Linked DNA regions of Mus musculus: region 2 is linked to region 1. A link is a loop called in an ENCODE intact Hi-C map of the cell type or tissue named here. Cell type or tissue: left cerebral cortex. All regions are shown on one strand. Each heading gives the region's core, and the rest is flanking DNA. Links, peaks and the distances in the headings are about the cores only. Region 1 holds the start of Fn3krp (fructosamine 3 kinase related protein). Region 2 overlaps Rab40b (Rab40B, member RAS oncogene family).

The links. Peaks named below come from ENCODE experiments on the same cell type or tissue, not always from the same donor. Only the 100,000 strongest peaks of a DNase experiment are listed, where the experiment ranks them.
Region 2: it touches region 1 in a loop (2.8-fold over the local background); 10 of 42 quality-filtered maps call a loop at or near these places.

The regions. Positions count from the first base shown.
Region 1 is chr11:121,415,134-121,426,718 of GRCm38, reverse strand. It overlaps Fn3krp (fructosamine 3 kinase related protein), which reads right to left and starts at 5,346. Exons shown (of 6, transcript NM_181420.3): 1 at 5,116-5,346; 2 at 1,642-1,793; 3 at 1,073-1,164; 4 at 16-98. The coding sequence starts at 5,256. In left cerebral cortex, for the core only: a CTCF peak has its summit at 5,684; DNase peaks (open chromatin) are centred at 5,398 and 6,076; H3K4me3 peaks cover 1,873 bases; H3K27ac peaks cover 1,260 bases.
Region 2 is chr11:121,364,473-121,376,057 of GRCm38, reverse strand. All of the region lies in intron 1 of Rab40b (Rab40B, member RAS oncogene family), which reads left to right. Among named protein-coding and RNA genes, the nearest start is that of Wdr45b, 16 kb to the right of the region's middle. In left cerebral cortex, for the core only: a CTCF peak has its summit at 6,223 (motif pointing left); DNase peaks (open chromatin) are centred at 5,247 and 6,236; H3K27ac peaks cover 740 bases.

The DNA.
Region 1 (11,585 bases), core at 4,168-6,667:
CTCTGTGCCACTCACCTGGGGGAGGTATCCACAGCATGTCACTACATCAAACCCAAACTGGTCCACATACTGCCGCTCTGCCTGTTCACCTCCTTTCCCTTCCACAAAAAAAAAAAAGAAACAAAGAAAAGTGACTAGCTTGTCCCCTTGCTCTAGGAGACCCTCGGGTCCGCTCTTGCAGCTCAGGGTTGTTGTTTTGCAATCAATATGCCCTTACCCCCTAATGCTTGCACCCATAAATAAGCAAGACACCCCCCCATCACCCAGAACAGTGCCTGCTTTAGCAGACTCAATAACCAAGACACTAGCTATTCTAGAAGCAGAACCAAGTTGCAGAGGATGCACTGGGATGGAGGGACTCATAACAGTGTCAAAAATAAGCTTGTTATGCTTTGAAATGGTCCCAACTTCACGTGTCTCCCCCAAATTAAGAAAATCCCAACCATAGGAATTCCATGCAATCTGGAAGCAATAGGGCTTAAAGCACTTTGACAGAGCCTATGAGCTAATCCTCACAGGACAAGATAAGCTGATGGTACGGCCAGCATATTATCACAGGATGGACAGGCTACCGGGACCTTTCAGCAGAACTATACACAGGAGATTCTGGGTTACCAGCTTTCTGACTATCAGCTATTCTGCCTAACAGAGTCAGCACATGAGGTTCATAGGGATTATCAACTGTCAGCCTGCTAACACCACACTGTGCTCTAGATGGCTGGCATTAGGGCTGGCATTCTGAGCCTCGAGAATGCTGTGCACATGGGAGAGGAGGCAGCATGTTTAAAAGAGTCACTTTGTACTGAAAGCCAAAACAATTGTGATTAGACTCCCTTCTGGAGAGTAACACATAAAACAATTAAATTATGTGACTTCAGGCCCATCAATATTTCCTGTTTTTTCAGTGTGTCTAGGATGCACTGTACCAATCATACCCATGGTGCTCACTGCACTGCAAATGTGCAGCCTTGGGATGACCACAACTGCTTTGGCATCAGCATGAGCAAAAGCATTACCCCATCTCTGAACCCTCTTCCAGACAGGGGCCCTTAGGGCTCACACAGCCCCTTACCCACAGTGCCAGCCTCCTTTAGCAGCCTCTCTCCAAGCCTCTTGTTCTCAAGGTGTAGATCTGCAAGCTGGGTCCCAAGCTTGGTGGCATGACTAAAATCAAAATGCAGGAACTGAACAATGACACACAGATAGCAGATCCATCTGAAAGGTCTCAAGACACATAAGTCAAACATGGAGCATGAAGTTCATTCTACTGACATAAGGGGGGGGGAATTGGGGGTGGTGGCACACAACAGGAATCCTAGGGAGGAGGAGGAGGAGGAGGATTCAATTTGTTTTTGAAACAGAGGTTCCCACCATTTGACCACCTTCCCTAGTCTTTTAGACTTTGCAGCTGAGTCTTTCTGTGATCATTTCACTCTGAGAACGCCCTCTCTCTGGCTTTTATCTGGCAGAGAGTGCATGACATTCATAATACAGAGTCATCATAAGTGCAGTGACGGACACTTTACACCACACCTCAAAATCTTGCCCCCACCCCAATACAAGATTCCAAAATAAAAGACCCATGTGGAGGAAGAAATAAAGCCTCTGCTTTTAAGCAGAAGGGACGGAGTCAGCACAGACCTGCTCAGATACCGCATGTCCAAATGCTCCATCACGAGCATGCTCCCACCTCCTGGGGCATCGACAACCTTGATGGGCTTAGGTACCTTGACTGTACCCGTCTTCAGAATGGCAGTTAAGCTTGCCATCTCACCCTCAAACATTCTTCTAGCCTGTCAGTAAAACAATGGAGAAGGAGACCAAGGTCACCAGAGAGAGACCATGCAGACATGATTACTTCTGGCCTTATAATTTCAAACCACATTTATGCTAGCCAGAGGACTCGACAGAAATGGACAGGTCTTTCAGGGTACTCGACCGAGGAACAGGCCATAAATGCTGAAGTCACATGGGCACAAGCAAGCTTGTATTTTGCAGTGTGGGACTGCATTTGTTTGTTTGTTTGCTTGGTTGGTTGGTTTTTGTTTTTTGAGACAGGGTCTCTACATAAATTTGGCTGTCTTGAAACTGCTATGAAGATCAGACTGGCCTAGAATACATAGAGCTCTGCCTGCCTCTGCCTCCCATGTGCACCAATCAATCACTCTTGAAGCATCACCATCATGAGACTGAGTCCAGATACCCCTGAGTGGTGATGGCGTACACCTTTAGTCCCAAGCACTTGGCAGGCAGAGGCAGGCAATTCTTAGTTTGAGGTCAGCCTGGTCTACAAGAGTAAATTCCAGACCAGCCTGGGATACACAGAGAAACCCTGCCTTGAGACATACCTAAAAAAGAGACCAGCCATTACTTGCCCCAGAGACGCCTGTCTCTACCCTGGCTTCCACCATCACAGAGCTGCTCTGCCTGCTTGGTCATACTTTTTGTGTCCCTAGCTTTTGTTGTTTTGTTTTATTGTTGTTTTTAATGTAACAGGGTTTTGCTATGTAGTCCATGCTGGCCTCAAACTCACAATCCTCCTGCCTCAGTCCTCTGAGTGCTATGTGACCATTTTACACTCAGTCACATGGGCTCTTGGGTCTGGTGTATTTGTTATACCTTCATCGTATATACTATTTCACAGGGTGAACATACCAAAATGTAATCACCCTTCCTACTGAATAGCTCTGCCAGGGCAATTCTAGGTACACTCCTAGTTGCTACCACTGTGACCTCAGGCAAGTTACTTAAGCTTTCTTTGCTTCAGTTTGCTCACCTATAGAATGGGAGAACCTACATTTCTGAGGTAGCAGCTAACAGCCCATTCTAAACATGCTACAAATGTTGCAACTACTCACTAAGAAAACCAAAGTTTCTGAGAAGGAAGATAGGAACTATGTCCTGACAGAACTTTCACAGCAATCTCTTTAGAATATGAAGGAGAAGCTGGACTTTTGCCCAAGGTGCTGGTGAAAGAGACTACATTAATGGCAGCACGAGAAAAAGAAATGTTTTAAAAGGAACTGTGTAGCCATCAAGAAGAACTGCTCCTTCACAGTAGTAGTTTACTGTTTATGTGGTTGGAAGATTCCAGCTAAGAAAGTAGCTACTCATAAATAGACCTATGGGAAAATTAAGCTTCAGTTGGACCATTGTGAGAAAAAAAATCTGGAAACAACTTAAAAATGAGATAAAATCAATTACATAAGTTTAAAAAGTCTAATAAGAAAAGTCAACCAGGTAGATTCTAGCGAGGCATAAGAAAGCACATAAAAGAGAAGTCGGGTAGTCTTAGAGTCTCTCTTACCTCAGAGAAAGTAGAGCAAGGAAGAGTCATGTTTCTAACACAAAGTTATAATTACAATTGGCAGATGTTCATCTTATGGACAGTATTCCAGCACAATTCATGCTATGTATCCCAGCGCAAGCAAGAAAAAAGGCCAAATGGAAAAGGAAGACTGAAAAATTGAAAATAGACTTTGAATGGGAGATAACCCAGCAGTGGGGCTGGATATGGTTTAGTGGTTAAAAGTGCATACTGCTCTTGCAGAGGTTCCGAGTTCAATTCCTACCCCCCACATCAGGTAGGTCATAACCACCTGTGATTCCCACTTCAGGAGGCTCTGATGTCTCTGGTCTCCACGGGCACCACACACACATCCTACACCACATATACACACATACGTATTGTCTTTAAAACTGAATAAATAAATAAATCTTTTAAAAAAGAACTCGGCAGTTCATGCTGGCTAACATATGGAATCCTACCACTTGAGAGGCTGAGGATTCCATAGTAAGTTCCAGACTAGCCTGGGCTACATACAGATGGAAACTGCCTCAAAACAAGCAAACCCCACTTCCTGCGAGAGAGAATGTAAACTCGAAGGAAGTAGGCACATCTCTGTCAGTTCAAGGCCATTCTGGGCTACGTAGTGAGATCCTGTTTCAAGAAATTAAACAATAACCAAAAAGAAAAAAGACAAGAAAAAGAAAAAGAGAGAAAAGAGCCTGAACTCAACTCCAAACAACAGAAAACACACACACACACACCACTAGTTTGAAGATGCAGCTCAGTGGTATGTATCATACTTGCTTAGGATGTGCATGGCTCTGGGTTCAACCTGTCATCACAAAGAAAAAACAAATCAAAGTGGAAATACTGAGGGCTGTAGAGAAAGGCTACTATATAAAAACAAGCAAAACCAGAACAGAGAGGCCCAGCTGTAGAACATGCAGGAGACCACGAAGACTGTGGCTGAGGGCAAACTGATGGCTGAAGACAGGGGTTGAGGCAAGTCCTGAGAAAATAAGGGTATTCCAAAGGTTAACACACATGGGAGAGGCAGGTTCCTTTCTTGAAAGAAAAATGACCACAAATGCAAAAAGCTAGGCTCGTGGCTAGAACCTGCAATCCCAGCACTCCAAGAGACAGAAACAAAAGGGTTGAGTTTGGAAGTCAGCCTTAGTGACAGAAACCAACTCTAACGTGGAGGGTGTGTAGGGCTTAACAAGAAGATAAACACCTTCAGTTTCGTCTTTAAAAAAACTTTGCCAAGTTCTACAGAAGCCATCCACGTCCCTTCCAAACAAAACCTGGAGTGAACAGCTTAAAATGACAAAGGGACAGCAGCAACCAGGAACACAACTGAAGCCTTGGGGCTCTCACCCTATCTTCCATTGGGCGCTTCAGAAAAAGTTCACTCTCAAACAGAACGTGGTGGGATGAGTGTGTTATTTTGATCCTTTAAGATCTTTGATCTGAGTTTTGAAATAAGCTCCAGATAAACACGAGTACTCTGGCGTTTCTCAAAACTAACCAGCCAGACGTGAAGGCTTTCTCAAAGAAGCGGGCATAGCAATCTCTGAATACCACGCGCTGCACCTGCATAGCCACCGTTGCCTTAGCGGGCACAGCGGGCAAGGGCAGGGAAGCCGGAGGCCAAAGGGAAATCGCCGGGCTGTGGACAGCGGGCAGAGACTGTCGCTGAAGACTGAGTCTCTAGCGCTACCCAACCCGGGTCAGCTCAGGATCTCACACACCCCGGACCCAAACCACCGCCCCATTTTAGCCTCGGGTCAACGAGCCCGACCCTCACCCAGCGCCGGTGGCCCTACCTCTGCCTTGGAGTTCACTTTCACAAACACTCGTCCTTTGTCCGTGTCATAACTCTGGCCCTGGCTAATGCACCCGCCTCCCGAGTGACCCGTAGCTTTGACCGAGCTGCAGCCCAGCTCCCGCTTAAGCAGGGTCTCCATGAGAGCAGTTCCCCAGCCGACCCAGTTCAGGCCTGGAGCAGAAGCGGGTACAGGGGCGGGGCGGGGTAGACACAGACCAGTGACGGGATTGGGTGACAAGAAGGAAGGGGCGGGGAAACCTTTGGGAGGGGCGTGGCCTGACTGGTTAGGATTGGTTGAGAGGCAGAGAGACCGCTGCCAAGTTTTCTCTGGCTGCTGGAGCGCAGGAGCCGGGTGGTAAGTGGGTGGAGCGCCCAGCCTCCCCGCTCTGGTGTGCTGAACTCTCTCAATTCAAACCTGTTTAAAACAATTCCCAGACAGCTGTGTAGAAGGACGGAGGTTGCTCCCTCCGCTCCGGGTTCTGTCTGAAACCGCCAGCGAGGTGAAGCTGAGCCCTTAGGGTTTTGCAGAGGATGACGCATCCTTTCTCAGGGATGTGCTGGCCGCGAGACCATTTCCCTGGCCAGGAGGCCTGCCCTCCTGTGGGAGGTATGGAGGTCCTTGTGCCTACAAGTTAAGCACTAGTAGAACCAGGAATGTAACGCAGAGTTGTTCCTTCGAAGGAAAGGATGCATAGCCTGTGAGCAGATGTAGTTGCCCAGGACCTTTGTACTAATCTGTGTGCTGGACCACACGGGATCCTCTCCCAAACCCTTCTCATGAGTTTGTCAATCTACAGAACCGATCTTTAAGATGTTGATCCCACTGGTCAAGAATAAGACCACATAAATTAAATTAAATTTCATGTAAGCTTTAATACTTTAAGTACTGCCCACGTGGATGTACTTTGGTCAGATCCTTGCCCAGGTTCCCAGGGAAATGGCCCCAGTCAGATTTTGCAGGGGCTTAAAAAAGCAAAAAACACAATTCAGCGCATTTCCAGTCAGGTCCAATCAGTGGCAAGCATACATTCTGACGTATTTCCTACTCATATACCTCCCTTCCACGTGTGAGCAAGCAGATCTGGTATAGATGGGCCAAATAAACTTGTTTAAAGAAGTGAAAACTCGTGACTTGTTATTTTCCATAAATAATAGCCTTTAGCATTTCAAGAAGTATCTGTCCTTGGGCAAGGAGCTTACAGGTCAGATGCATTTTTTTTTTTCATGGATCGCTTAGGCATAGTAATTAAAACTTAAAACATAACTTTGGCTTTCACAATGTCACATGTACGTCACAAAGAGTTTCAACATACTCACACCTTAAGTTTTATTTTGCACACAAGATTGAGTTGATCACCAGGAAATTTTTCACTAAATTGTGCTGCGACTAAAATATGCCTAAATAAACTACACTGGGTCAGACTTGAAGTTTGAACCAACGCCAGTCACCTAGTCTTATTAAACAGAACTGCCACTACCGGGCAGTGGTGACACTTGCCTTTAATCCCAGCACTTGGGAGACAGAGGCAGGTGGATTTCTGAGTTCAAAGCCAGCCTGGTCTACAGAGTGAGTTCCAGGACACCAGGGCTACACAGAGAAACCCTGTCTCAAAAACAAACAAACAAAACAAAACAAAACAAAACCCAGAACTGACTTCTTGCCTCTGCCTGTCTATCCTTATTCTGCTAGCTGTAATGGTTATAAAGACCCTCTCCAGCCCTCCCTGTCCCAAACGTAGAGTAAAAGGACCAGAGACAAAGGGAAAAACACCTTGACCCTGACTTGACTCCAAGCCAAATCCAGGGCCAAGAAACAGAAACACCAATCCCTGAACATGAAATCACGCCAATCTCTAAACTTGCCCCAAGTTTAGGCCACAAAAATTTCACCAATCTCCAGGACAATCTGGAAAGCTCCCCACCTTCACCCCAAGAAACCCCTCACAAAGCCTGTGTTCTGCTCTGCTCCCTGCTGCTTCTCATCCAAGCAGAGGCAGCCACCCTCCTGGGTTTTCCCTCCCAATAAATATCTCGTATGAGGTTTGTTGTGCAGTGTGATTTTGTGGAGCAGAGCTGTAACACTTGTCTTGAGGAAATTTTCCCCCACTGGAGCAGAGCTACAACATTTTTGCTGGAGAAACGTTCCCCTGCAGGAGCAAAGTTATAACTTATACCCTGGATGCTCACCCTCCAGCACTCAGCTCAGCTGTCCTCTCAGTCTGTCCGAGCTTCCAGGTCTGTGACAATGATCTGCAGTGCAGGACTCAGACTGTTTAAGTGTGTAAGTCCTAAACTGGAGGGGCATGCTGCTTCCAATACAGGAGTTTTGTATTATATGAGATTAACAGATTAGCTTGTGTCTCAGCCAGAACTGTGTTCAGTTCCAACACAGGTTAAAAATCTGTCTTGCTCAGAGGAAAAAACCCAGCAGGATGCATGTATAAAGAGACTTAAGAAACTGCAAATCTGGAATCAGTAGGATCTGCTGGCAGGCTGGAGATAAAGAGATGTTGTCTGAGTCACGGTCCTCCTCCCACAAAATTCCTTCTCGTGGATGGTTGATTTGTTCTGTTGAGACCTCTAGCTGGCCTACACTGTGGAGGGAAATGTGCCTACTCCAGACCCATTGGCTTAAATATTAACAGGATACAAACATACATAATTTTTTTGTGTTTTGATTATGGACTGGGATGCAATAGGGAAGATTAAAATTGAGATAAGGTTTCACTATATAGCCCAGGCTAGCCTCAGAGTCAGGGAAATCCTGCCTCAGCCTACCAAGTCCTGGGATGATAGATGATAGCCCCTAACAGAAAAATGCTTAACCAATTGTGGTGGCTTGAGTAGGTTTGGCCCCCATAGACTCATGTGTTTAAATGCTTGGGCAGTGACACTATTAGGAGATGTGGCCTTGTTGGAGGAGGTGTGTCACTGTGTGTGAGGTCTCTATGCACAAGCCCCACCCAGTGTGGGATTTCAGTCTCCTCCTGGCAGCCTTTGGATCAAGATGTACTACTCTGAGCTTCTCCAACACCTTGTCTGCCTACATGCTGCCATGCTTCCCACTATCATGATAAAGGACTAAACCTCTGAAACTGCAAGCCAGCCACAACTAAATAATAATGTAATAATATGTAAGAGTTGCCTCGGTCATAGTGTCTCTTCACAGCAATAAAACCCCAAGACCCCAAATACCTGTGTCCAATCAAGTGGGACACAGTTGACCACCATGTTCCCTGATGTTTCCCAGCGAATAGCACAACAGAAAGTGGACATTCAATAAGAATGTGCTAAAATGAGCGAATGAATGAAAGCTTGAAAGCTTAAAGGAATAAAAGCAACTGAAGAAAGCATGCAGATTGTTTAACCTCACCTTCTGCTGAGAACATCTAGAAATAAATGCTGGTTGAAATCGTTAAAAACACATCCCACCAAAAAGCTGACAGGACAGAGAGGAATGTAGGCTTAGTATCTGGGTGATAGAAGCCCAGAGTAAAAAGTAAAAATTCAAAAACTGTTCTTGCCATGGGGACAAGAGCTGGTTTTAGGGAGTTGGAGAGATGGCTCAGCAGTTAAGAGCACTTGGCTGTTGTTCCAGAAGACCTGGTTTTACTCCTAGCACGTACGTGACAACTCACCTACAAACAACTGTCTGTAACTCTACTTCCAAGGGATTTAACACTTGGCTTGTGGAGGCATCAGGCACGATCGTAGTTCACATATATGTAGGCAAATCATTCATACTAATAAAATGATTTTAAGAGTTTAAATCTAGGTTTTGTTGTATTTTATTTTTAGTAACCATAGATCTAAGTAACAGTATGGGACCAGATGGGTTCAAGGTGACCATGTAGTGGAAGAACAACTTTCCAATAAATCTAGGACACTGAAAGGCTACCTGAGCTTCAAGAAGGTGAAATGCCATCCTGAACCCAGCACCTGTGAAGCTTTGTCCTTGAATAAAATGGTGATGGCGTTGGTAGAAGTCATTATTATCTGCCCTTGGTTAGATTTGCAACACAAACTCATATTACTTAATTATTTTTTTAAATCACAAGTTTTACTTTTAATTTTAGGCAATTAGTGTTCTGAGAGAAGGAAACACTAGATCTCATGGAAATCCTTTACATAACTCAAGGACAACGAAGTCAAAAGTGATGGGGTGACTGCACACAGTAAATCCATTCCTTTAGTCTCAGTGTTTAAGACCTGAAACAGGGGGGTTGCAGTAAAATGAAGGCCAGCTTAAGCCAACACAAAGGCCAGCTTAAGCCAACCCAATTGTTTTTTGTTTTTTGTTTTTTAATTTTATGTGTATGGGTGTCTTATCTGCATGTGTGTCTATATACCATGTGCATGGCTGGAGCTCACAAAGGCCAGAAGGTGTTAGGCTCTTCTGGAACTGGAGTTACAGACAGTTGTTAGCCTCCATGAGGGTGATAGGAAATGAACCTGGGTCCTCTAGAAGAGCAGCCAGTGCTTTTTTTTTTTTTTTTAAAGATTTATTTATTATTATACATAAGTTCACTGTAGCTGACTTCAGACACACCAGAAGAGGGCATCAGATCTCATTATGGGTGGTTGTGAGCCACAATGTGATTGCTGGGATTTGAACTCAGGACCCTTCGGGAGAGCAGTTAGTGCCCTTACTTGCTGAGCCATCTCACCAGCCCTGCAGTCAGTGCTCTTAATCACTGAGCCATTTCTCCACCATGCCTCAAAGTGCATTCTTTTTTTGTTTGTTTTTACTGTGTTCTTTTTTTAAAGATTTATTTATTATTATATGTAAATACACTGTAGCTGTCTTCAGACACACCAGAGGAGGGCATCAGATCTCATTACATATGGTTGTGAGCCACCATGTGGTTGCTAGGATTTGAACTCAGTTCCTTCGGAAAAGCAGTGTTCTTAACCACTGAGCCATCTCTCCAGCCCCCACAAAGTTCATTCTTAAATGTCACACGAGGGTTGAAAAACCATTTTCACAAGACTGCCTTGCCCAAGAGCTGTAGACTGAATGCTTTATGTTCCCTCAGAATTCACAGATAGAGTCACCAATCCCAGCATAACGAACTTGGGGACAGTGACTTAAAGGATGTAATTAATATTAAATGAGCTCATGGGGTGGGACCATAATCCAAGAGGATTACCAAGTGACTCCATAAATAGAGACTCCAGAAAAAGCCATGGCCAGACATAGCAGGCAGGCAGTTCTCTACAGACCAGAAACATGAGATCCCTTGGCAACCTAACTCTTCTGTCTCTCTGATCTCAGACAGTCACTCTCAAGATGTGTGAAGATTAACTTTCTGTTGTTAGAACCTGGCAGTAGAATGGCACCCCTAGTCAACTAACACACCAAAGAAGCAACAGGAGGTCACAGATAATGACAGGTGCTGGCATTACTACGTGCATAACAAGACAGTTATTCCTTTAATGTTAAAAAAGGAAAAATCAGGAGCTTAAGAGATTGCGATTAAGAGTACTTGCTGTGGGCCTATCAGAGAATCCAGGTTCAATTCCCAATTCTAGTGGCAGCTCACACTAGAAAAGATACTATACCCACTATGCACAGCTTCAGAGTGAGATCTGTGGCTTCAGGGGTGAGGGGTGGGGGGTGGGGTGAGCTTGGTTTTGTTTGTTTGCTTTTTCTTTGGTGTTTTGTTTTTGTTTGGGCGTGGTTTTTGGAAACAGGGTTTCTCTGGATAACTGTCCTGGAACTCATTCTGTAGACCAGGCTATCCTCAAACTCAGAGATAGTCCTGTCTCTGCCTCTCCACCACCACCCAGCTCAGCGTGGAATCTTAATAGATCTATATGTAAATTAAACACAGAAGAGGAGAGAATCACTAAATAAGAGGCCAGAAAAGTTACTGGTACTGTGGCATGGAGAAACTGAAAGGAAAATTGAGGCTAAAAGACTTGAAGAACAGAACAAGTGTTTGTAACGATGTAAGTGGGCATCCAGAAATTGGAAGGAAGACAAACTGAAAAGGACTGGAATGGGACAGGAAGCTAGTCAGGGCGTGGAGCGGTGGGAACAGAGCCAATGCAGTGTGTTTGCCACTGCCTTAACAACAGGTCGTGGAGTACATTCCATAATAGCCTCGAATTTCAACATGACATCCAGTGGCCAGAGAAAAATGATGAGCCCTAAGCCTGAACTTACTAAAAGCAGAAACAGAGAATTCAGGAAGCTTTTGATCTTTTTGATACTGACTGACCTGAACCTACAGACATCAAAAGACTAAAGGTGGGAATGTGGGCCCTAGGCCTCGAACCCAAGAAAGAAGAAACCCAGAAAATGATAAATGACGTTGATAAGGAAGGGGCAGGGAAATGAGCTTTAGTAACTTCTTGGCAACGATGACTCAGGAAATGTTCGGGAAAAGCACCGAAGAAGAAATCCTGAAGGTTCTCAAGCTCTTTGATGACAATGAGACCGGGAAAATATTATTCAAAAATCTG
Region 2 (11,585 bases), core at 4,923-7,422, 51 kb after region 1:
AAATAAAATATATATAGATATACCCACATGTATACATATAAACACATATTTTAATCGCATTATAAAGTTACTGTTGCCTTGAAAAATTGAAGAATATTAACCAAACTATAAGAAAGTATATTTTTAACTGAGCAGAGTTGTCACACACCTTTAATCCCAGCACCTGGGAGTCTGAGGCAGGCTCTGAGTTGGAGGCCAGCCTGGTCTACAGAGTGAGTTCCAGGACAGCCAGGGCTAAGCGGAGAAACCTTGTCTCGAAAATAATGAAACAAAAGAAAGTATATTTTAGAACTACAAGTTGTATCAGTTTCTTACAAGTAATATTAAAAATGCATCTCCTATAATATTACTTTGTGGCAGGGATATCATATAGAGAGGTAATGGGGTGAAAATCCAAGGAAATGTCTAGGCGGCCCCGTGGTTGGTCTGTGGGATGTAGCATTGTCTCACTGTACAGACCAGTGTCTAATCCCCAGCTCACAATCCTTCTGCTTCAGTCTCACAATTGCTGTGGTTACAGATGCGCACCACCATATTGATATCCACATTCATTGTATGTTCACTTCCAGAAGACGGCTGTGTGGCTGGAAGCAGCTGCAGGACTCTCCCCTGCTCCCGTGCCTGCTCGGCTCTGCTTACTTGGTAGACACTAGTGGAAACATGCAAGGAGCCGGAGTAAGCGGGGAGGGAGCCTTGCAGTCTGGTCCCCCACACAGCCAAGCCTCAGAGCCTATCCCCGAGGAGATGACAGTCAGTGGAAATGAAGTTTCTACTTGATGTGGGAGCTCAGGGCCTAGTGGCAAAATGGTTATAAAGAAGCATTTTACCCTGTCTAGAGAGTGTGTTCCTGGTTGTGGTAGAGCATAGAGGAAAGCCAGGGCTAGAGGCCATGCAGGTCCTCATGAGCACCCAGCTCTAGGAGTGGGTTCCTCCCTAACTAAGATGCTGGACAAGACTGAGCTCAAATCCTTGTTAGGGTTTAGTTGTGAAATGTCCTATAAAGATCATGTGAGAAAGACTTGCTTGCCTGCTGGTGGGCTTTGGGGAGGTCACTGGATTATGAAGGGTCGGACCTCATCAACGGATTGATTAACTCCTTGATGGGTTCATAACTTGATGGCATGATTAGGAGGTGGTAGAAACTTTGGGGCCTTGTTGAAGAAGGTAGGTACATGGGGACATGTCCTTGGAGACACACATTCTCCTGGGACCCTTGTCTTCTCTGCTTCTCTGGTGTCTTGAGGCCAGCAGCTCTGTTTATCATCTCACTGCAGAGCCAAAGCACAGGAGTCAGCTGACTGTGGCCTGAAGCTTCTGACACTGTGGGACAAAACAAATCTTTCTTCCTTCAAGATGTCCATCTCAGCACAGAGACTCTGGATGTGCACTGAACTAGTGTACCCTAAGGCCAGCAGAATACGAGAGAAGGAGGTGCTCTGTACCTGGTAGAAATCTTCTCCTGAGATGGTGTGCCTCCCTGGGTCTCACGGTCATGTTTGTTCTCTGGATCACACAGCTAAGGCCCATTAGGGTCAGTAGCTCACAAACACCAGGACAACTGCCCCTGTGTGCTCTATGGGAGCCCAGTTCCTTCATGTTTTCTAGTTATCTGCAAGGGTAAAGGCAAGACAGAGACAGGCCCTTATACTGGCAGTCACCTGCCCTTCCTGTCCAGTCCCTGTCCAGGATCTTTTTGAATTTCAGTGTCCTGACATCATAATTCTCTAAAGTCAGATCCCAGCATCTTCTAGGTTAATGGGGAAGGTGGCTCCCTGTTCAGGCCTTCCTGACAGTGACTTGCTGTCCTTGGGCTGAGTGTAGTCACAACCACCGGAGCCTCCTTTACATCCTCTGAGCTAGGTTCCAACAAGGCATGCCTTTAATCCCAGTACTTGGTTATAGGAGGCAGAGGTAGGCGGGTCTCTGTAAGTTTGAGACCAGTTTGGTTTACAGATCGAATTCCAAGAAAACTGGGGCTATACAGAGAAACCCTGTCTCCAAAAACCATTAAAAAAAAAAGTCAGGTGCTCAGAAATAAACATGTTATAAATTACATTTAATCAATATTTTCACCAAAAGTGATCTTCTTGTATGAAGGGTCACATTCCTGGCAGCTCACGTCCAGAAACAGAAGGAAGCAGCTGGCAGAGGAGTTGAAATAGATTACTATATCACTTATTCATCTAAGTGTGTTAGAGAATAGTCTGGTGTGTATGTGTGTGTTGGGGGGGTTTCTTTTAAGGTTAACATTATCTTTCTCTTAGTAACCCTGTATTCTGACTCATTGAGTGAACACTCTGACAGACTCTGTTTTAGAAGCTCCCTGGTACTTTAATCACATTATTTTTCATTATTTATTATATATGTATACACACACACACATACACACACACACACACACACACACACACGTTCTTGTGTGCCTTGTCACCATGTCACACCTGTGGAGATAAGACGAAAACTTGCAGGAGTTGGTTCTTTCCTCCCACCAATGGTGTCCCAGGATCGAGTACAGCTGGCAAGCATCTTTACCCACTGAGTCATCACGTTGTGATAGGTGGGTACATTAGTCACGTTCAGCACATTTGAGTTATTTGTGTGTGTGTGTGTGTGTGTGGTACCGCCAACAGCATCAGTGTCAGAAATAGTGTCTCAAGGATCAAATGGTAACAAAGGAAAAGAAATGGTAAGACAACAAATGAGGAGCTGATACCAAGAAAAAAACTGGAGAGAATAAAGCAAAATACATCAGAAACTAAGTTTATGGAAGATTCTTGTGTAGGTGAGCTTAAATCTAGCTGTGTGAGCCTTTGGCTTCTTTGTCTGTGTGCTATGTGGTCATATGGCTATATTAGATATTTATCTTTAATGAGAGAGAGACAGACAGACAGACAGACATAACAGAGGACTGGTAGCTTCTCCCAGGGCCTGACATCCATACTCTGAGGAGGTGCTGGGGGAGACCCTGGTCAGGTGCCAGGTCCTAGCAGGCATAGCGCCACAGCAAGGCAAAGGATTCATCAAAGCATCAGGGATCCTGAAAGAGGCAGATGTGTCCTATGCAAAAGGGTTTCAGGCTCCCTTAGGAGCCAGGCCTCTAACCCTAGAAGTCTGGAATACCTGTATGATTGACTCAGGTGATGCGTGATTGGGCAGGAGAAGGTGAACACTTGAAGCCTGGGTTTCCTCTGCCTCTTCCCTGCATGTGGGTGAGGCCCTGGGTACAGGGCTGTGGAGTGCTGGTAGAATGTTCCTAGGCCAAGTCCCATTGGTCCCACAGGACACAGGTCTACAGCGTGATGGAGTATCAGGAAAGTGCCAGAATAGGCTAACTTGATCCAAATAGTAGCACCTGAGCAGCCCCCATTTGGTACCAGGGCTTCCCTCCCTGGCCTTGGTTAAGGGCCTTTTGCCTTCCAGTTAGTTTGGGATGGCAACAGTTACTGGTTTGAGCTCTTTTTTGTAAAACTCTCATTGTGATCAACTCAAAAGAGTTAGGTCTGTTAACCAAGGCTGATGCCAAATGCAGAGTCCACTTCACTTCAGGTGTTAGTTCAAAGACCTAACTATGTTAATTTTTCTCCTTTTTTCTTTTCCTTTTCTTTTCTTTCTTTTTTTTTTTTTTTAAAGAAAATAGGTCACATACAGGCTAAAAAGCATGCAAGAAGGCACAGGTGCCAAAACTGGTGATGTAAACATTAAAAGGGCATCTTCTATGTCCAAAATAAAAGTTGTGATTCATCCTAGTGACTTTGCCTTTCATAGCACTTCCTAGTCAGAGAAAAAGTTAGCTGGCATTCACTTTTAAGTGCTTCAGAGCCAAGGGTGTGGTGACAAGCCCACAGAGATGATGAGGGAGAGCCAAACAGAGCACAAGGGATAATGGATGCCCCTAGGAAGAGACATGATTGCACATGGGTGGCATATGGAGACCACCAAAGGCCACCTCTATTAGGTGGGATCCAAGGCACTGGAAAGACATGGCTGTACCCACCCCAGACAAGGACCTTTGAGTTGTGGTAGGTGTATCTTTACTTCCGGCCAGGAAAACTGGACCCAGGAGAAGGTGAAGAAGCTGCTGGTGTCAGGGTCTGGGTACATTAGTGTCTTGATCATCGTGGAAGTACAGCAGGATCTACAAACCCTGGAGGGTTATGCTTACTGATCGCCTGGCTTGAGCCGCTACTCTATGCAGTAGAAGTGGGGGTGAAAGCTCTGTCTCCCAATCCTGCATGTGGCAAACTGAGTGTGTCCCTTCTCCAAATGTATATGTTAAAATCATGATGGTTGTAGGATGTGGGGAGGTTAGGTGATAGGAGTGGAGTCTTGCTGATGAATTACAAGCAGAGCCTGAAAAGCTCCCTCACCTACTGGGCTGAGAGACAGCGTCATTGGGAGCCAGGAGGCCACACTTTCCAGACCTGAGTCTCCTGGTGCTTGAGTCACCCTGTCCCTTCTCCAGAGTTATTGTTTTGAAGCAACATTATGGTGTTTTTGTTACAAGTAACCACAATAGTCTGAGAAAGCACTACCTAGCCCTGTCCTAAATCCTCACTTATAGGGCTACGGAGAGAGTGGGGGAAACAGCATTGAGAGTGGCGATAACGTAACTCTGAAGAAAGACCAAATCTCTCATGGCCTTAAAGGAAGTAAAGTGTCCATAGGACAAGGCTCTCCTCACCAGAGCACAGATGCTGGGAAAGCCACACAGTCCTCAGAGCGCTGGGGTCAGGCCTGCTCTTTCCTGCCCTTGGAGAACTGGTCATTTGGGAGCAGGTCGTTCAGACAACACCCTAATAATGGAAGTCTGAGTTAAATGGTTTTTGTTGTTGTTCTAGATTTTCTTTTTAAATTTTATTTATGTGTATGTGTGTGGATATGTACACAAGTGTGGGTGCCCACAGAAACCAGAAGAGGGTGTCAGAGGCTAAGTGTGGTGGCACACACCTTTAATCACAGCACTCAGGAGTCAGGGGCAGGTGATTCTTTGTGAGTCCAAGGCCAACCTGGTCTGCAAGTTCTATGCCATCCAGAACTACCCAGTCTCAAAACAAAACCACAAAACAAGCAAACAAGCAAACAAAGAAACAGAAACAAAGAGATTGTTGGATATCCTAGAGCCAGAGTTATAACAGGCACTCGGAAATGCTGAGCCATCTGCCGGCCCCATAGATGAATTTTCTTCTAAATTCTTGTATATTTTCCCTTATAGGACAGATGTAGGTCAGTGGACTTTATGTAAGGAATCGAGTGTATCTTTGGTGGCTTTCCCAGCTTAGGAGTTTCCTCCCATGCCCTCCTTTCCATGCTCCTCCCCTTCTTTCTCTCCCCATATCCTCCTGTTTCCTTTCCTCCTTCCAGGCATTGTGCCCTGAACATTTTTGGTAAACAGAAAGGCTAACTCTAAAGAAGCTTAATCAGAAAAAGATATTCCTACACCATGTATCTGTCAATCAGGTCAGGTCTTATTCCAGGAGTGGCTGGATCCCAGGGCTACCAGGATTTTCTAGACAGCTCTATGCTCAAGCCTGTGTGTTGCGCTGCTTCTCATGTTTCCCGTGTCCCTCGTTAGGAAGAAGCTGGTCCAGGACCTCTAAAGTGGGTGGATGTTGTCAGTGATGGTGGCACATAGACCTGTAGTAGTCTGTCCCTCTGTTTGGCCATTCCCCAGAACTCTTAGGTTTCTGGCTTTTCTCTTGTGTCCAACATTGTTTGCAAGATGACCGGCCCATGCCAGAGCAGAACCTCAGAAAGGACCGATTCAGTAAAAATCAAGACAGGTACTGGAAACTGAAAACAATAGTAACTGGAATGAAAACTATCTCAAAGGAAAGATAGATGATACAACATTTTGAAAGAGACTGAGAATGAAAGAGGGGATGAAAAGAAACGAAAAATAAGAAAAGAATATTGTGGGACAAGTTCACGGTACTTAACATCTTATTGATGATATTCCAGAAGGGGAAAACAGATATATACCCAGTTCAAGAAAGCTCAATTCAAGCATGACAGAAGTCTGTAATCCCAGCACTGGGGAGACAGAGGCAGGAGGATTGGGAGTTGAAGATTACCCTTGACGACATTTTGAGTTTGAGTTTAGCCAGGGCAACATCAGACCCTGTCTCAAAAAACAATGATTCAAAAACAGAATGTTTCTGGGGCGATTATGAAAACTGGCTGCTTTTCCAGAGAACCTGGGTTCAGAGGATCTAATGCCCTCTTCTGGCCTTCATGGGTACTGCATGTGTGTGGTGCACAGGCAAAACACACATACACATAAAGTAAAAAAATTAAAAAGAAATACCCAGAATGCAGTCGGGCGGTGGTGGCGCACGCCTTTAATCCCAGCACTTGGGAGGCAGAGGCAGGTGGATTTCTGAGTTCAAGGCCAGCCTGGTCTACAGAGTGAGTTCCAGGACAGACAGGGCTACACAGAGCAACCCTGTCTCAGAAAAAAAAAAAAAGACAAACTAAGGACATTCCCCAATCCACCTTTCACACATCCTTCTCAAGGAAGAACCAAGGAAATCCTAAAGAGCTCCAATACCATAGCTCCTCTGACCAGGCGCCCCCCCCCACACGTACATACACACATACACACACACACACACACATATATACACACATACACAAACACATACACACACACATATACACACACACATACACAAACATACACATATACACACACATACACAAACACACACACACATATATACACACATACACAAACACACACACATACACAAACACACACACATACACAAACACACACACACACATAAACACACACACACACACTATATAGATAATGTCTTATCCATGCAGGTATTAAACTCAGGGCATGTGTGGCTTGCGCTCGCCCAGTGAGCCATCTCACTGATCCAGAGGCATTATTTAACTCTCGGTCAGACAAAGGTTTGGGGCTGAAGAGACAACATGGCTAAGAATACTTGGTGTTCTTTCAGGAGACTTCTAAAGAATCCATGTTCAGTTCCTACACCCATGTTAGGCTGCTCTCAACCGTCTACATCCTTTTCTGGTCTCTGTGGGCAAGCAGGCACTCATAAAGATTAAAAATGTGGGCAGGCATGATAGCACATGCTTATAGTCACAGGAAGCAGAGGCAGCAGTTACCATAAATTTGAAGCTAGCCTGGGAAACACCCTAAGACTCTGTCTGAAAAAAATGAATGAACAAAAAACCAAAACAATTTTATGGGTATGATGAGAAACATCTATAACTTCAACAATTGAGAGGCAAGAAGATCAGATGTTCAAGGCAAGCTAAGGTACATATCAGGTTCAAAGCTAACCTGGACTACCTGAGATCCTACCTCAAAAAGCAAAAAAAAAAAAAAAAAAAAGGCAAAATAATGGCTACTGGTGGGGAGAGTGGGACATGGGTAGGGTATGGTAGGATGGCCTGCTGTGCTTCTACGGGGTCTCAGACTGAATTAAAACTTGAAACCAGAGACCCACAACTTTGATGAAAACAAAAGACAAATCTAGTTCTTTGTTTTTGTTTGTTTGTCTTTAAAGATTTATTTATTTATTTATTTATTTATTTATTTATTTATTTATTATATGTAAGTACACTGCAGCTGTCTTCAGACACTCTGGAAGCTGGCATCAGATCTCATTACAGATGGTTGTGAGCCACCATGTGGTTGCTGGGATTTGAACTCAGGACCTTTGGAAGAGCAGTCAGTGCTCTTAACCACTGAGTCATCTCTCCAGCCCCTAGTTCTTTGTTTTACAAAATTTATAAGTGAGGATGGGGCTGGGGTGGGGTGGGGAATCATAGGTAGGCCAGTGAGATCGCTCAGTGGGTAAAGCTTGATAACCTGAGTTCTTTTCTAGGTCCCACATGGTAGAAGGAAAGAATGGTTTTCTGCAAGTTTGCTTTTTTTTTCCTCTGGCCTCCACACAGGCTATAGCACATGTGTGGGACAAAACACACTGTCTTCTCATATATAATTTTATTTTTTTTTAAAGATTTATTTATTTATTTATTTACTATATGTAAGTACACTGTAGCTGTCTTCAGACACACCAGAAGAGGGTATCAGATCTCATTACGGGTGGTTGTGAGCCACCATGTGGTTGCTGGGATTTGAACTTCGGACCTTCGGAAGAGCAGTCGGGTGCTCTTACCCACTGAGCCATCTCACCAGCCCCTCATATATAATTTTAAACTTGTAAGTACTTAAAACTTCATTCCATTCTGTTATGTTTGTTATAGTACAGGATAGTGTAGTTTAGTAATCCTGACACATTCTAAAGAATGCAGCGCTAGCCAGTTTTCATTGTGGGAGCATCATACGGCATACCCACTCAAAGACGGCTACAATGTTTCCAGGAGAAGTAATCTCATGGGACCTCCATCATATGTGCACTTAGCCACTTATGGGTCAAACAGGATTGTAAGGATGACTGAGAAACGGGATGTTTAGAGGCTGGAAGAGCCAGCCTGCCTAGGCAGGAGTTAACCTCCTCAGAAAACAAAATGAAATGGCCTCCAGCCTGTGCAGGCTTGGTACTCTGCCCGTCTAGAGATTGACATGCTGAGGTCAGAATTATTGCTTCCACATTCAAAACAGATGTGCAAATGTGTTTATTCATTGCCTCATGGAGAGAATGAAAAGTCTTTAGCAATCCAGAGGGAAGCAAGGTTTTCAAAGTTAACCTCACATATTCTGTTTATTGTATGCATGCCATGCTGTGTGCCTCTGTGCTGATCACCGCAGAACATCTGTGTTTGATAGTCCTGTGCTATCAAACTCCGTAGATTTGAAGGTCTGTGAGGAGGCTACTGTGCTGCGATGACAGATTGGGCTCCTCTGGGACCCAGGAGAGGGAATTCTCTCCTGTGGTTCCATGAGGAAGCCTCCCGGGCAGTCAATAAGAGCCGTATCCATTCGAGTGTGAGTGAAGTCAGTTCTGATGCTGAAAATTCCCTGCCATCCTCCAGGCTAGGAAAGAGACAAAGGCAAGGAACACTGAGCAAGAGAGGCAAAAGAACACACAGGTAGAGAGAGAAGTGGGGGAGGGGTGTCGAGGTGAGACAGGCCCAGGTCAGGGAACATCCAAACCACAGACATGCCAGCATCTTTCTGTGTTCTCACTAATGGGATAGGAGGTACTGTGCTCCTGACTCTGAGTTTCTTAAAAAGAACAGCAGTTATTCCTCTCTAAGGGGCAGTATTTCATTTTCCCACTGATTTGCCTGTCCACTGGCATGATGGAGCCTCTCCTGTGGACAGAATGTCACTTTAACAGGAGACAAATGGGGACTCAGAACCTTACTAAGATATGGTCTGTTAGAGAACCGATGGGCTGGGGCCTCGGTTAGGGAGTGTGTCGCACGAGGCTGGGGTAGGGGATGTGTCCTCGACACTGGGGAAAGGCTTTGTGGGGTAACTGATGGGTGGGTTCAGGAAGACTTCAGCTCTGTTCACCTAGAGCCAGAGTGCATAGATCTCAGCTCCCAGGGCATCGGCTCCACTGCCAACCTGGGGAGGAGCTACTGGCTCATCCAATGGCTCCTGCCTGCCTTCCTGTGCCTTGCACTGGGCACTCGGAGCTGCAACACTACTCCTGGGGCTGGGGACCTAGAGTTGAAACCCAGACCTCTAGATGTCTCCAGGGGACTGCACTGAGGCTAGTCCTTTAGTGTTGATGATGGTGACAAAGAAGCATGGTGACGTTGTATGCCTGACCCATACATGATCTAATTCTCAGGCTGGGTGTCCTTCAATCTTAGCACTAGAAATGCAGTACAAAAACAAAGTACTAGGATGAAGGAGGCTATCTGTGAGTTTGTGCCCAGCCTGGTTTATAGAGCAAGTTCTAGGCTAACCAAGGTTACACAGTGAGACCCTGTCTTTAAAAAAAAAAAAGCCAAATGGTGGAGCAGGTTACAAACTTGGTGGCATTTGTGATACAAAGGGTGTGGCCCTGCTGGTGTCTTTACTGACCTCAGTTTCTGGGCCCTGGGTCCTTTCTAGAAGAGCAGTCAGTGCCCTTAATCTCCAGCCCTACTAGGTGTTTGGATTTTCTTGTTTGTTTTGTTTTTTAGAAGCAGAAAAATGATTTCTGAGGGGATGAAGGAGGATATATTTTTTTGTTTTTAAAGACAGCTTTTGGAGGCTAGACATGATAGTACATACCTGTCATCCCAATACATGGAAGGTGGGAAGCAAGAAGAAGGTCTTCTTTAGCTAAATAGTTGATTTGAGGCCAGCCTAGACTACATGAGACCTTGTCTCAAAAAGTATACCAAAACAAAAGCTTGGGGGAATCTGGGATGCAGCCCTTTGGTAGAGCTTTTACCTAGCATTTGTCCATCCCCAGAAAACGCACACACATGTGCACACACATATATACCTACACATGTTCAAAAACATTTTTTCATCTTTTATCTTAGAAAAAAGGCATATTTATTAAAATAAAAGCTTGATGTAGGCTTAGTGGTACATTCCTTTAATCCCAGCATTAGGGAGACAGATGCAAGTGGATCTCTGAGTTAGAGGCAAGCCTGGTCCACAGAGTAAGTTTCAGGACTGCCAAGCCTCACAGAGAAACCCTGTCTCAAACAACAAAGACCAAAGCAAATAAAATAAAAGCTTGAAGAGACTAGTGAGATGGGACAGCACGTAAATGCCCTTGCCACTGTGTATACTGCCCTGACTTTGGTCCCTGGGACCCACAAAGCAGAAGGAGAGGTTGTCTTCTGAGTACACATACATGCACAAGTGTTGTGGCATGCATTCTTGACCATGATGTAATAAGAATAAAACACAAAACTTGCAGGACTGCTGGCATGGCCCAGCCAGTACAGAGCTTGCCATGAAAGTGTGTTGGCCCATGGATAGACACTGCCCTTACCCACGGCACCCACGGCAGAATTCCGAGGCCTATCTGTAACCCTGGCACTAGGGACTGTGGGGTTGACAGGGGGTGACAATGACAACCTGAGTTTGAACTTTCATACTCATACAGAGGTGGGAGTAGAGATTCCTGGATATTGTCTCTAACCCCCATGAGTACCGCAGCACACAGCCTATCCACACACCCCACACACTAATAAAATAACAGTAGTAATAATAATAAATCAAATAATTTGAATTTGAGACGGTCTTACTATGTATCCCTGCCTGCCTGGGACTTGCTATTAAACCAAGCTGGCCTGGAATTCAAAGAGATCCACATGCCTGGCTAAATTAAAAAAAAAAAAATATATATATATATATATTTAAGATTTATTTATTGTTATATGTAAGTAGCTGTCTTCAGACACACCAGAAGAGGGAGTCAGATCTCATTATGGATGGTTGTGAGCCACCATGTGGTTGCTGGGATTTGAACTCAGGACCTCTGGAAGAGCAGTCAGTGCTCTTAACCACTGCGCCATCTCTCCAGCCCTAAATATATTTTTAAACAATAAAATGAGTACTGAAGAAATGGTTGAGTGGTTAAGAGCACTTTGTTGCTCTTGTGGTTTGGTTCCTAGCACCTCCGTGCCTGCTCACAGTTGCCTGTAACTCCAGGTCATGAGTACACTCTCCCGTGTGTGTATGTGTG